Regions from separate parts of the Mus musculus genome. Here region 2 is linked to region 1. The links are chromatin loops, found by intact Hi-C in ENCODE. Cell type or tissue: gastrocnemius. All regions are shown on one strand. Each heading gives the region's core, and the rest is flanking DNA. Links, peaks and the distances in the headings are about the cores only.

Region 1 (7,409 bases), core at 2,211-6,210:
TGGTCTGGCTTTCCTCATGGTTAGCCTCAGGTTGTACATTTGGGATGTGGATAGCCCACAAGCAGCACGGAGCGGTCTCTGAATGTTATCTGAGTGGCGTACATGTGGCTTTGTGGCATTCACGTTTGAGGTTACCTGAGGTTGCTCAGGTGAGCCAGCCTCTTTAAGCTGTCTCTAAGTTTTGCCAGTTGCATTTGCAGCTTTCTCTTGATTTTTTTTTTTTTTTTTAAGACAGGGTTTCTCTGTGTAGTCCTGGCTGTCCTGGAACTCACTTTGTAGACCAGACTGGCCTTGAACTCAGAAATCTGCCTGCCTCTGCCTCCCGAGTGCTGGGACTAAAGGTATGCACCACCACGTCCGGCTGATTAAATTATTTTAATATTTATTTTTTATTTGTGTGTGTGTGTGTGTGTATTCCTGTGTGTGTGTGTGCATGGGAAGGTCAGAGGATAACTTTTGGAAGATAGTTCTTCCCTTCTACCCTGTGCCTTCTGGGGATTGAACTCGGGTCCTCAGGCTCGTCTGCAAGCACCTATTACCCGCTGAGCCATCATGTCAGCCCCAGAGTTTATCTCCCTCCTCTTGTTAGTGCAGGGATTGCAGAAGTGCACAGCCACCCCTGGCTTTTTGCATTGGTTGGTTTTATGGATTTGAACTCTGGGACCTCATGCTTGTATGGGAAGTGCTTTACCTAACAAGTCTCTTCCGTAGCTCCCTCCTAATCATCATCATCACCATCACCAGCATCATCACCAGCAGCAGGAGCAGCATCGAGTGTCTTCCCATGTAGCCCTGGCTGGCCTGGGATTAGCTACATAGACCAGGTTGGCCTCAAATTCACTGAGATTCTTCTGCCTCTGCCTTCCAAGTGTTGGGATTAAAGGCATGCGCCACCACACCTAGCTTTCTATAAACAGCACCAATGAAAGAGATGTATTTGTTTTATCTCATGTGTATGCATATCATATGTGTGCCTGGTGCTCTTGGAGGTCAGAAGAGGGCACTGGATCCCCTGGAATTGTGTGTTTACAAATGGTTGTGAGCCACCATGAGGGTGCTGGGAACTGAACCTGGGTCCTCTGCATGAGCAACAAGCGCTCTTAACCACTGTGCCGAGCCGTCTCTCCCGCTCCAGTATTCTTAAGGTTTAAAACTACTTTTCAACATGTGAAATGGGAGATGTCCTACAGAACTCAGGTCTGACTCGCTGATTCTCACCGTCAGTACAGCTATTGTTATCCGTCAGCGCACCTAGAAGCAGCTCCTGGGTTTAGGTAGCTGGCTCCTGCCTCGCCATCTGAAAGCCTTTCCCACGTTGCCTGGGGAAACATCGTGTGGTGTAATGCTTTTCTCTTGGAAAATTGGCAGGTCTGTCTCCACGGGCCTTTCTTTCCATCTGCCCCCATGTGTAGAGGCAGAAGCCATTTCTGCCTCTGTGTGGCCTGGTGGTCTCCAGTACAATGCCTTTCTCTCTGTGTCTATCTCTTACCCTCTGACCTTTACAGAGCTAAGATCCCTATGTGACACCTGTGCCGGTGACACCACCTTTAAATTCTCAAGAAAGAGTATTCTGGGCCCAGGGAGGTGTCTCGGTCAGTAATGTGCTTGCTGGGAAAGTCTGAGGGTCCGAGTTCAGATCCTTAGCGCTTATGCTAAAGCCAGGCGCCCTGGTGTGAATCTGTGAACCTTGTTCTGTAGAGTACTGTACACGGCTACCCTCTGAGAACGAGACACTTCCTTCATCAGGGCAGCATTGTGATGTGAGTATGTAATGATGTAATGTGATGATGTAATGTGATGACATGATGAGTAATGTGATTTGATGATTAATGCGATATGATAATGTGATGATGTGATGTGATGATATAATGTGATAACATGATGATGTGATGTGATGATATGATGTGATGATGCAATGATGTAATGTGATGATGTCACATGGTGACTTGCATGAAACCCCCGAGACAGGAATGTAGACTGTGGGTGTCCCCTCACAGAGCTGGGTGTGAAGATAGCCAATGGACCCTCACCTGACCTCAGTGTTTCCCTCCTGAACTGCCCAGTTAGTTGGATGTAACTCTGCCTTAGTCATGCATGGCTCTGTGATCTTGGGAGGTGAATGTGTGAATGTGTACTGAATCCACATGCACACACATGCACAGGTGCACACATGCACACATATGCACACACAGAAAGAATATCCCATGCCAACCTTAGTCATCCATTTTATTGTCTCACGGTACAAATATCATGAAATGGATTCTATTCGAGTTTGCCTTGATCACATCTGTTTATCCAGGCTCTGAGCAGGAGGCCTTGGGCATAAATGACTCTAGGTCAACATTTGTTCAGTGAGTAAATGTTTATAGATAGGAAATAAATGGTCAAAATATGTTCTCCATAAAGCAATGGAAAATGTATCAGTTACAACTGATATATTATGGATATTAATATTGGTAAACGCCTATAGTAACATTACTATAATCGCTATATAAAGCACATATAGTTAAATAACTATATAAAACCTATAACAGCTAACAATCCAAAACGATAATGGAAGAAGCCATCAAGCTCCATGACCACAGCTACCCAGCCAGGACACTGGTGAAGACTCACTGGCATTTCCATCTCTCCATAGAATAAAATATAGAGTGCTTGCTAATTCTACTTTGACAGAGAAGACAATGAATTATGTTCACACTCTTCTTATCTCACATCAGATAATCTCAGAGAGCACTTTACAAATTGACAGCTAATAAACCACTGCTCCCTGTGGAGAGAGAGCACATGACCGAACGGTGATGCCCACGTCACGGGAGATGGCCCTCCGCGTGCTTCCTGATAACATGAACTACTCTAGCCAGGAAATTTTCAGTGGGATTTAGCAAAGAAGTAAATTTGTCAAGTCCCTGTAGACAGAAAGCTAGATCTTCTAAACTGTGGAGACACAAAGTTGTATCTTCAGAGAGCATCATAGATCTTGCATTCTGCAAGCATCCAGCATCTGGCACACGACCCGTATACATAAAATGAGTTTGGAGACAGAAAATTCATTAAATAGAGTGCTGGGATCTAATGAGGTAGATAGATGGATTTGGATTTGACATAGAAGGTATTTTAAATCAGCGACCCAGAGAATAATTAGAACTGATGAGCTGACGCCGTGGCGGCAAATCTCAGAGATTTCCGTCTCATTCTTTCTAATTTATAAGACTCTCTCTCTCTCTCTCTCTCTCTCCCTCCCTCCCTCCCTCTCTCTCTCTCTCTCTCTCTCTCTCTCTCCTGCCCTCCTTCCCTCTCCTTTCTTTCCCTCCTTCTCTCCCTTCCTTCCTGGGATGGTAGTAGTTTGTTTGGTGTCATTGGATTCTTTAACAAGAACTCAGATGTGAGGACACACTCACCCTTGCAGACAGCTGATAAACACCAACATTTTTAGTAGACAAAATCCGGTGTCTGGGCTGGAGAAATGGCTCACTGGGTAAGCATGCATATAACTCTTCCAGAGGACTGGAGTCTCTCAAAGTACTGGGTTCCCAACACCCAGGTTAGGTGGTTCATAACTATCCAGGGGACCAGATGTGCATGAATCCACAGATGTGTGCACACACACCACACACACACACACACACACACACACACATGCACACACGCACACACACACCACACCCACCCACACCCACACACACACATGCACACACACACACACATGCACACATGCACACACACACACCACACACACACACACGCACACGCACACGCACACGCACACACCACACACACACACACACACACACACACACACACACACACAGACCACACATGTAATCCCAGCACTGGGGAACTGGAGCTTCCTGGCTGGGCAGCCAGACTTATCTGTAAGCTTCAGGCCAGGGAGAGACCCTGTCCCAATTAAAACAAGGTAGACAGTGAAGAATGACAATCGAAGTTGACCTCTGACCTCCACATGCACACACACAAATGTGCACACATACACACTCCCAAACACACAAACACACATACATGGAAAACATTCTAAGTGGATAGGCTCTGGGTACCACCTAAACATCTTTGAACACATGTAATCTATATTAAACACGGCATGACGTCCATCTATATTTCAGAATCAAAGAGCGCCTCTGTTGGGATTATGTGGGATCTTTAAGGTTAACATTTTTTGTAGTTGTGATGAAATCGTAGCAAATCTTCCACTTCAGGGACCCTCTCAGTGCGGTGTCTTTAACTTTGGAGTTGGGGAACAGCCAGGAATCAGAGCAGAGGACAGCCCCACTTCACCTTGGGGCTTTTCACTATTTCTTCAGACTTCTGCAGCTAGAAACAAATGTCTTATTTGAAATTAGATTTTGTAAGCTTATGGTTGGAGTATTTTATTTAAAAAAACAAAAACGAAAACAAAACCTTTGATTTCTCGTTGCTCTCCCTAATTGCTTAACTTAATTTCTTGATTACCGCTGTTCCCCTGGCACTATTTCACTGACTGGTTTTTGGAAAGTTAAGTTCAGTTGAGTTCCTGGAAACACCCACACACATCAAAGAAGAACTGCAGTGACGCATTCTGACCGCCAGAGGGCAGCTGGGAGACGGCTTTCTTGATTGACCAACTCAGGGCTGGGGCCCCCTTTAGGGATTCAGGCCTTTGAAGTGAGACAGAGAGGCTAGTTAGTATTTGGGAGAATTTGACTAATCTGTCAGTACAAACCAGACTCTATTTTCCAGCATTGTTGCAATTTACCGAGGTATTGGAACGTTACTCAGGAAGCTCTTAGCCCTCTCAGTGGTGAGAAACTCCCTACGACTGTCAACAGTTCTGTACTGGCCTTGAACGCTGGATGGGGGGGCCTGTGGCTAGATGGCTCTGCGGCCACCATAGGATTGTGAGTTTGGAACTCCAGTAGTTAAGGAGCGTGCATCAGATGACCTCTCAGGGTGGACTCCCCAGGTGCAAACTCGGGCCTTGGCTCCTAGTGTAGCCAGCTCGTCTCTGTTGGTTCTATCGTGTCCCTCAGAGACACCGTGGAGGGTCTTGCCTGCTATCGGCTGCTCCTACCACGCTTGGACTAAGCTTCATAAAACAGTGTGTAGCATAAAACAGTGTGTAGGAGCTGACTCCCAGGCAGTCGTTGAGAAGTGTGGGGTGAGGTGGTTCCGGGTTCTGCCTCTCTCTGGCTCCTGAACCGGTGGGGTCCGTGGTCTGCTTCTCCTTCTGGAGAATAGCGTCCACAGAACTCCAGGCTAGCTGGAATGCCAGAATTATGTCCCTCACAGCTCTTAGGAAAGGAGCACAGAGGTTCTGGTGGCCTGGCCGGCTCAGGTCCTGGGTCCTGAGTCCCGCCGTGGTGGCTACACTGGCAACAGCATGGTCGGCCCTGCTCTGATGTGAGCCTCTAAGAGGGAGGGGAGTATGGCCAGGCAGGCAGGTCCAGCGGTCCAACCCTGAGTGCTTGGAGTATGTAGTCCTCCTAGAAGTGTTACACCTCTGTAAAAACACCCAGTTTCAGACGATCATTGGTGAAATAGCTTGTGTTATTTATTCCATGTGGACAGGGACTATTTGAACCTTGGGAACGGGACGGGATTTTGGGGGTGGAGGCTAAGGTGCTGGCAATGCTCTATTTTCATGAGGAAGAATTCCAGGTGGCTGACCACCTGTGACCACCTGGTTGGGGTCCCCAGGTGACAAACTTCTGAGGCAGGCATGGAAATAGAGAGGGGGTTAGTCCCCCTCCTGCTGCTCTTGGGATGAGATTTAAATCTCAGGTTTTGAAATTTTAAGGGTCTGAACACTTTCCACCTCAGCAGAGTTCCAAGCCAGTTTCTCAGGTGGCACAATCCGTGTGCCCCACAGGGTGGTTACAGCAAGGCACATTTGACCATTGCAGAGGTGGGGTGGGGTGTCCAAGAGATGGGCTAATAGTTAATGGCATGCCCTTGCTTGCCTAGGCTGGCTGGTGCAGACATTCCCCAGGGTGGGCAAGCGGGCAGCTCAGCTGTGACCTCCTGTGTGTGGCCCCGCCTTTGTTTGCTTCCCATCCTTCACACTCTTGCCTTTGCACGCCTGTGGCTGTACTCCCGATAAAGCATTTGCGTATAAACCTCTGCCTCAGGTTCTCTGATGGGGCAATCTACTGTCATCCTGTGTGTCCCGAGTCCATTCGATGTCTCCATAAAGTTTCCCCGACACACTGCAGACTGCCCTAGATAAATCCTTACATTTTATAATCTCTTCAAGCACAGACAGCATCTGTTACAAATGATGCCTTCACTCATATGAAAACTACAAAGCACATAATTTAAATAATTAAGTAACTCTATAAAGTATGGCAGAAGCTTACATCTCCCAGGGCCCACATCCGTTACTTGTTTGTATAAGCAATGTGTGTGTGTATTCTCTCTCTCTCTCTCTCTCTCTCTCTCTCTCTCTCTCTCTCTCTCTCTTCCCCCACCCCTCTCTCTGAGATGAATTTTCACTGTACCTCATGCTGACCTTGAGTTCCTGATTCTTCTTCTTCTACTTCTTAAGTATTGGAATGATAGTCACGTGCCACAGCTATTTAAAAAAATTATGTGTAGGGGTATGCTATCTGCATCAATGTCTGTTACCACGTATGCCTGCCTGTGGAAGCCAGGAGAGAGTGCTGGCCTAGAATAGGAGTTACAGGCGGTTGTGAGTCAACTACCACGTGGGTGCAGGGTCGTCTGAAAGCACAGCCATTATGCTTCTCTTCTTCTTAACCATTATGCTTCCTCTCCAGCCCTCCATTTTGCTGTCGTCATCTCACTTTGTTTTTTAAGATAAGTACTCACTATGTAGTCTGGGCTAGTTTTGAACTCATGACCTTCTGTCTCTGCTTCCAGGTGCTGGAATGACAGATGATGGGTGTGCACCACTGCATGTGACTTCTGTCTACTTTACAAGTATCAATCACTTTTATCTTGATATTTCAGGTGAAATTCTACCTTTAGTAGAAGAGGAAGATTTTACTTATTTATTTATTTATTTATTCATTTATTTATTATTCCATGTGTGTGAGTACTCTGTCGTTGTCTTTAGACGCCAGAAGAAGGCATCGGATCCCCATTACAGATGGTTGTGAGCCACCATGTGGGTGCTGGGAATTGAACTCAGAACTTATGGAAGAGCAGTCAGTGCTCTTAACCGCAGAGCCATCTCTCTGGCCCAGAAGAGGAAGAGCTAATTCATTTCTGGAATCCTGGGCTACTGAGCCCCTACTTCCTGTCCCATTTGTTTATTTATTAAATATATTCTGAGACAGGTTCTGACCATGTCACCCTTGCTGGCCTCAAACACCTTATGTAGATCAGGTTGGCCTCGAACTCACAGAGATCTGCTTGCTTCAATTGCCTGAATCTTTGGCCATCATGCCCAGGTA
Region 2 (7,409 bases), core at 1,338-5,337, 320 kb after region 1:
TTCAGCTCCAAGGTATTCAATACTTGCTTCCAGCCTCCAAGGGTACCCACATTTACCACACCACACACACGCACACGCATGCAGTTGCATACACACGCATGAGCATGCATACACACACATTGCACACACAAGTTGAATTATAACCACTGAAAGTCACATGACTAAAAAAATCATTGCATCGTCGTATTAACAGCATTGGTTACACAGAGTGGCAGCTGCACACCAGCCTCGCTAAGCAATGTTCTGTTTAAACCTTACAGGAAGCTTGTAGGTCAAGGACATACAAGAAAGTCCACCTCTAAGTAACTTACGGTGTTAAAGAATCATATCGGTTCTAACAGCTGAGAGTCCAGGTTTAACTCTAGTGTCCAGTGAATTCTGCTTGGATGCCCCTGGATGCCCCCTCCTCCTCTCTGCTTTCTCGTGGCTTCTCTTAGGGTTGCTGGCGTTCAGTGCAGAAATTCCGCACTTTCCTATGACTACAAAATCTCTGCAGCTATGCCGGAGCTCACATCTGTATTCTATGTCTTGAGGGGGAAGTCAGAAGTCCTAGAATTTGATTTCTCTCAGTGGTTCAAAGCGGGTCATGTGACCTGCCCTGCCCTGGTCTCCAGTTGTGGGAGGAGGGGATGGTAAGAGAGATTGATTCTCTAGGGATGAAGGTGCAGTCAGTGTACACGGAGCTGCCCAACAGCACCACTAACTTGGTTTGCCTCTTTATTGCTGTGGTAAACACATGAACAAAAACAACCTGGTTACAGTCCACCCTGACAGGAGTCAGGCTAGGAACCTGGAGGCATGAGCTGAGGCAGAGGCCTTTGACAGTGCTGCTCACTGGCTTGCTCCCCATGGCTTGCTCAGCCGCTTTCTAGTATAATCCAGGACCGCACCAAGTACAAGTATCAAGTATCCATTCGTCCCTGAACTTAACACAGTCTGTCAGTTCTGCTTAGAACTTACTCAGGGGCTGTTGTGGGGGAGCAACAATCCCAGGGACGAGTGAGGGTGTGTAATCAACAAGAGTTGGGGCTGTAGAGAGCTGCAACTCTGAGAACTTAGCTGACAGCATCACTACCTGCCTTCCTGATAACCAAATGTCCAATTAAACAAATGTGCTCTCTCTATGGGGCCCTGGAATCTGCCCTCACGAGGCAAGGAGATGACTGTTGGAGCTCACCCACCACATTCACGGTGCTTTTACACACACACACACACACACACACACACACACACACACACACACACACAGAGGTAACCTGTGTGGTGTCAGGTAACCTTTCTGGAAGACACCCACAGAGGTGTGTCTCCTAGGTGATCCTAAATCCAGCCAAGAGAAGACGAACCATCGCATCAAGTAACAGAAGAGCCTCTTCAGGAGAAAGGCCCCTGTGGAGAATCAGCAGAGGGCAGTGAATGACCACTGGTCTCCGTACTGGTCTTAACAAGAGTGGAGACAGAAAGGAGTCTGGTTACTAAGTAAAGAGGTCCCAAGGGGGACAGAAGCCATGGACGGCATCGAATTTACATGTGGATGGCAATGACCTGGGAGAGGGGACAAGCCTGACAAGAGGGCCTTTGCACCTGCTTCTAAAGGTGAGGTGCAGGGAGACTCTGAGTCTGCAGAAGTGCCTGCGGCTCTCAGTTTGGTCCCTAGAACCCATATCAACAAGCCAGTCATGGTACTGTGCATGTTCTATCCCAGCACAGAGGCAGGAAGACTGGGGAAACCCTGGGGCTTGCTGGCCAGCCAGTCTAGCTAAATCAGTAAGAGACCCCGTGTGCACCCTTGTGAACACGCACACACACAAAGGATGGTGTTGGCCAAGCTCACAATTCAGGATGTTACTCCTACCTCTCGTCCCAATAGTCTCTGAATTAGCACAGCAGGGACCTGGCTTTGCCCATAAATGGCCACAGATTTGTGAGTGGCTTCTAGCCCTGCCACCAGAGACAGGCTGCCACAGAGGGACCATAAAAGCGAAGCCGCCTCCATTAATCAGCACGTCGGATTAGATATGAATGGCTGAAACCCTGCCAGCCAGCTACAACTAGGGCAGCTGACTGGGGAGAATCAGGCGGCCCTGAGAGCTTCCAGGAAGCCTATCTGAAGAAAGACTGCGTAGGTTAGACAGTGCACTCTGGCTCACAGAAACCAGCAAAACCACAAAACAGAGTACTAGACCACAACCTACACACACCAGGAGACATGAGTGGGGGGCAGAGAGCTTTCTTACTGGCTGGCTCATAGTTGAGTGGTCTGCACACTGGCCCAGTGCAGTCAGTGTCTGTGAAAATGGACACAGATTTTTCCCTTTCGAGACACACACTCCTTGACACTGAGGAGTGGCTGCGTACTTTCCCAGCCCTTGATTCTGGATTAGCCTTCAAGCTTATGTAGATGTGACAGAGCACAGGACCCCAACCTAGGCCTCAAGAGGCTGTGTCCCCTCGTGGCAGCGAGCTTCGGCTGGTGGATCATATTGGGCAGAGAGAAAACATCGTTGTTCCAGAAGCCGAGATTCAGTCTTGCCTGCTCTGTTTATGGTCAGCTAGCGTTCAGCACGTTTTGGATCTCTCTGATGATCTTACTCAGGGATGTAGTGAGAACTAAAGAAGGCAAGGCAGGAAAGCACCGGTGTGAAGTAGCTGTCGGGAAGGCCATTTTATTGGCTGTTTTCAAGGTAAGAACTCTTTCTCTTGGCATACCTGCCCCCTATAGCCACAGTCTAAAGCTGAGAAAGTATAGCACACGCACTGATCCGAAACTAAGATTGCAAATGTCTGTTATCACAGGACACGAGGCCCTGGCATTTCCTGACCCTTGAATACTTAGTGAAGCTCCATCCCTGCCATTGTCCAGTAGACTCTGGGTTAAACTTTTGGCAAAGACTAAATATGGCTAAAAGGGAGTTCTGCATCCTCAGGAGATTTCCACAGACTTGTGTGGAACTTTCAGAAAAGGCATGCCTTTCCTTTCTCGTTCCAAAGACAGCAGTGCCCTCTGTGGGTATCCAGGTGCAATTACAGTGCTGCCCCCCCCCCCCCCCCAGGAGAACCGGCAACATCCCTTACTCATGTGTGAATTAGGAAGTTGAGGCCCTCTCACTCCTCAATGTGAAGGTGGAGCACTGGGCCATAACATCTTGGAGGTTCCAGGGACCCTGCTGTGTGAGCAGCAAGCAGCCATTGCCATTCTACTGTCAGGAGCCCTGCTGTCCCCTCATACACTCTCCTTTACTGGCTCTGCAGGAGCGCCCAGGTTCTTTGGCCTCTAGCTGACAGCTGGCTCTTCTTCATCTTTTTCAGACCTTTTCTCAGCCCTCCTTGGTCCTCTCCTTTTCCATCTGACTTTTGTCTCTGGACCACTTTCAGCCTGCGTCCCTGTGAACCACACCCTAGGTTCTGCTGAGCTCCTGATCCAGGCTGGCGTCTGTCTCCGTCTCTCCTCCACCTTTCCTTGCTGGTCACAGTGCACATCAGTGATGGCAGCTCCTTGGGAGGCTGAAGCTGAAGCCCAGCTCACGGTTGGCAATGTGGCGACTGTCTCCAAATTAAGAAAGGGGAGGACTAGGATTGTAGCTCTGTGACCCTTGTGCTTGGTGTATGTGAGGCCTTGGCTCCAAGCTCCAGAACAAGAAAGCCAAGCTGGTGGGGTGAAGGTAACTAAGGCAGATTAATAGGATAGGATGGCAATAGCTCTTCCCTTTGTGGAACACGGGTGCGTTCTTCTGTAATGAATCTTGATTTCTGGTGTAACCCATGCTGACCTGGCTCACTCAGTTTCAGCCTCACTCTCGGTTATACCTCTTTGTTTATACTGTCTTGGCACCATTTGATAACTCCTGCTTTTAGAAACAAATACACTCCCCCCCCACCCCCCGAGATTTTAGTTTTGAGGAATATAGAATTTTCAAGTACTTTCTCTCAATCATCTTTTGGATTTCCCCGGTCTCTGTTTTGTCTCTCCATTTCCTCTCTAAGCGTATTGTGTCTTTTTTCATTTTTGGTTTGACTGAGGTTTATAATCTCATTCATCTTCTCCAAGGATCCAAGTGTTATTACTTTCATTGTAGTATCCCTTGGTCTCCAGGTCACTAACTGTATTATCCTTCGGTCTCAAGGTCGCTCACCACTGTACTGTCCCTGTCTCCAGGTCACTCACTGCATTATCCCTGTCTCTAGGTACTCAGTGTATTAACCTTCAGCCTCCAGGTCATCCATTTCTTCCTTGTTTTTTCATTCTGTTCCTTCTCTGGCTAATCTGGGCTCTATTTGCTTTCAGTTTTCAAAAGTTCAGAGGCCGCCATTACACTGTTATTCTCTTATACTCTCTGAACTCTTTTCTGTTACTGAAGCCTGGCCTTCCTGTGTAGCCCCAGATGGCTTGGAAATACATAGCCTGGGCTGGTCTTGAACTCGGTGATTCTTCTCCATCTACTTCTTGGGGCTTTAGGCCTGTTACGTCACACCAGCTCTCTGACTCGAACGTGTATGTGCCTACGGCTGGGCTCTTCTGTCTCATCACCACTTCACTGTAGCCCAAAGGCTCTCATCCTGTCTGCTTTCATGCTCATTCCAGGAATTTCCTCAATGAGCTACTGAATTTTCAAGAGTGCCTGACACTGACTCCACTTCTATAGTTGCTCAGGATCTTTGCTGCATTTCTCACCCAAGCTTTCAAACTAAAGTGGAGGCACTTCCTTCCTTTGTTTATCCACCCTGTTTCAATCTTCTTTTAGGTCAATGATAATTTTTATTTCAGAATTTTTTTTTTTAAGAATAGGGATTTACTAAGTTTAATGTGCACTCTATTTTGCCTGTATTTTGTATGTCTGTGGAGGGTGAGATCCCCTGAAACTGGTGCTGCAGACGATTGTGAATTGTCGTGTAGGTGCTGGGAGTCAAACTTGGGTCCTCCAGAAGGGCGGCCAGGGGTCCTAACTGCTAAGCCACCTCTCCAGCCCTACTTGTGGCTTTTCTTCTACCCAGCATTTTAACGTTTTGGTATCTTTGGTTAGTTATCGGGGAGTTAGTCTTTTGAAGGCATTGTGTTAGCTGACCTCTTGCTCCTTGGGGTTCAGGTTGAACTTTGTACATCGTGTGGTTGTAGTTAGGGCTTCCTTTCCCCAGCTGGAGCTGGGGCCACTCCCACTGCTCCTGTGTAGGCTCTGGTTTGTGTTGTTTGTTTTGCTGGTTGGTTGGTTTCTTCTTTCCTCAGCATGTTGTCTCTGTGGCTGTCTTCATTCCTCCCATCCAGTCACAAGGAGACAGCTCCTAACTGGCCACATTACCCTAGACATCACATAGTCTGTGCTTTGGGGGATCTGCCTATCAGGGGATGGTGTTCGTGCAACTAAACTGGGCCAGGGTTGAGATGCGTGAAGCTATCCTGAGAGTTATCCCTTAGAGCTGAGGCTCCCTGGAAGGTTGTCCTAAGTCAGGTGTGAGTGAGTGAGTGAGCCCAATCTCATGAACGGCATATGACAGACGCTAGACGGAGCTGACAAAGCTTCGCAGAGGCTTCCATGAGCAACCACGGGCGGCCCTGAGGCAAAGGTACTGTCTGCAAAGCAAAAGATGTAAAGAACAAGTGGGAGTTTTGGACATATCCAAAATGTTAAAACTCACAGATGCATTCAGCAACTGACCCTTTACGGTCTAAAAGAAAGAAACCAGTGGATTTAACGAGAGAATGACAGAGATAATTATAAACATAAGAAAACACAGGGCAGCTCATATCTGCCTCTATCTCCAGTCTTGGGCATCTGATGCCCTCTTCTGGCCTCTATAGACCTGTACTCATGTGCACCAGCACCACCCCCATATAAATATAATTAGCAATAAAATATAAGAGGCCAACCAAACCCCAAACAGGAAAAAGCAAGCCTGGAGACTTGGCACTGTGCTGTGGCTTTAAGGCTTTGGAGAGGTTATGCTAAAAGTAACAAATCCCAGCCTCCCAGGGTTTGCAACAATCAAGCTGTCTCTCCTTTCCCATTCCCCGACCTACCTTATTCCTTTCCCAGGAGACAAAGGTTCAACTATGCAGGGGCTGGGATGTGGCTGAGTGCAGCTGGACTGAAGGTGGCAGGGAAATGGATTACCCCACTCTAAAAGGAGATAACCACAACAAGGTCTGTAGTGGCAAGATACAAAACGGGAGAGTGAAGAACTAGACACACCACATCCATCTACCACAAACTGTGCAGTGGCAGCCAAAGATGCATAGCCTCCCTGGCTGTGCACTCACTTGTACCATGTGACGTCCTGAAAGCCTCGTCTCATAATCGCTTCAGATGTCCCATCCAGATCTCATCACCTAACCACAGACTTATGAATTTAAAAAGAGAAATGATGTATCTTGGCCACTCCTGACATACAGACGTGGAAGAATGGGGACAGAGCGGGGACACAGGAAGCACACCTTGTTTAACAGCAGAAGCTGCTCCGTCTAGTAGAAGGACAGATGCCTTCCTCCTGTAGCAAGGAAAACACCTGGAAAACCTTTCATCTGTGTCAGTGTGTACACATATGCTCTTGTGGGGAGGGGAGCCAACAGAGGCCAGAGGGGATGCTGTTTGCTGGAGTTAACAGGCAGCCGTGTAGCCATCTTTCCAGCTCCATCAACTGGAAAGTGATGGACCAAGATCACACAATCAAACACACTGCTCTGCATGCTGACCTAAATATTAATTTTAAGACTTTAACACTTTTAGAGAACAGAAACCCAACTAAAGATGTCCCAAATTAAAGTGGGGACATTGCACAGAACCATGTGGCTCAAGGCTAGACGGCCCGCTGCCCCTCACCCCTGTTGTCCTCACCACCTCTGCCATGGTGTGTGCTTTAGACAGACTTAAGTCACCTCCGGCCCTTCAAATTTTGGTGACGCCACTGGAAGGTGATGGTCTAAGGGGACACAGACTCAGAATGTTCACCCACTGGGGTAAATAGGCTGAGACAGTCTGTGGTGTGGAATGTTCAGTCTTACAATGACAGAGGCACCATACTGACAAGGCTGGCACAAAATGACTTGAAGTGTACTCACTTGTTGGCAGCAGAGGCTGCTGGGGCAGACTGGTTAGCTTGGGTTGTTTTTTTTCAAGCGTTCTCATGCCACGGACAAGTTCATCATGGTGAACTTAATGCAAGTACTAAGTGTAACCTATTCAACACCTGAGAAATGGTTACATAAATTAACGGCACATGGTTGAAGACAGAGTTGAATCAGTTTTAATGACTTTCAATACAGACTCACAAATGGATGCAAGCACACTCAGGGTTTTGAAAGGGGGGAGATGTTGGGCCCCATTTTGGCCTTGATTTGGGTCTTGAGGACAAACCCGAGCCTGGTTCCAGTTTGGAGACCTGTCTCAGTCACTTCCATATCAGGGTGACTCAGCAAAACC

Evidence for each region. Peaks named below come from ENCODE experiments on the same cell type or tissue, not always from the same donor. Only the 100,000 strongest peaks of a DNase experiment are listed, where the experiment ranks them.
Region 2: it touches region 1 in a loop (11-fold over the local background); 25 of 42 quality-filtered maps call a loop at or near these places.

What each region holds. Positions count from the first base shown.
Region 1 is chr9:118,905,603-118,913,011 of GRCm38, reverse strand. It overlaps LOC102636563 (a long non-coding RNA gene), which reads left to right and starts at 6,994. Exons shown (of 2, transcript XR_871347.2): 1 at 6,994-7,409. In gastrocnemius, for the core only: a CTCF peak has its summit at 4,585 (motif pointing right); a DNase peak (open chromatin) is centred at 4,590.
Region 2 is chr9:118,585,031-118,592,439 of GRCm38, reverse strand. No RefSeq gene overlaps it. Among named protein-coding and RNA genes, the nearest start is that of Itga9, 18 kb to the left of the region's middle. In gastrocnemius, for the core only: a CTCF peak has its summit at 2,977; DNase peaks (open chromatin) are centred at 2,022, 3,036 and 3,155.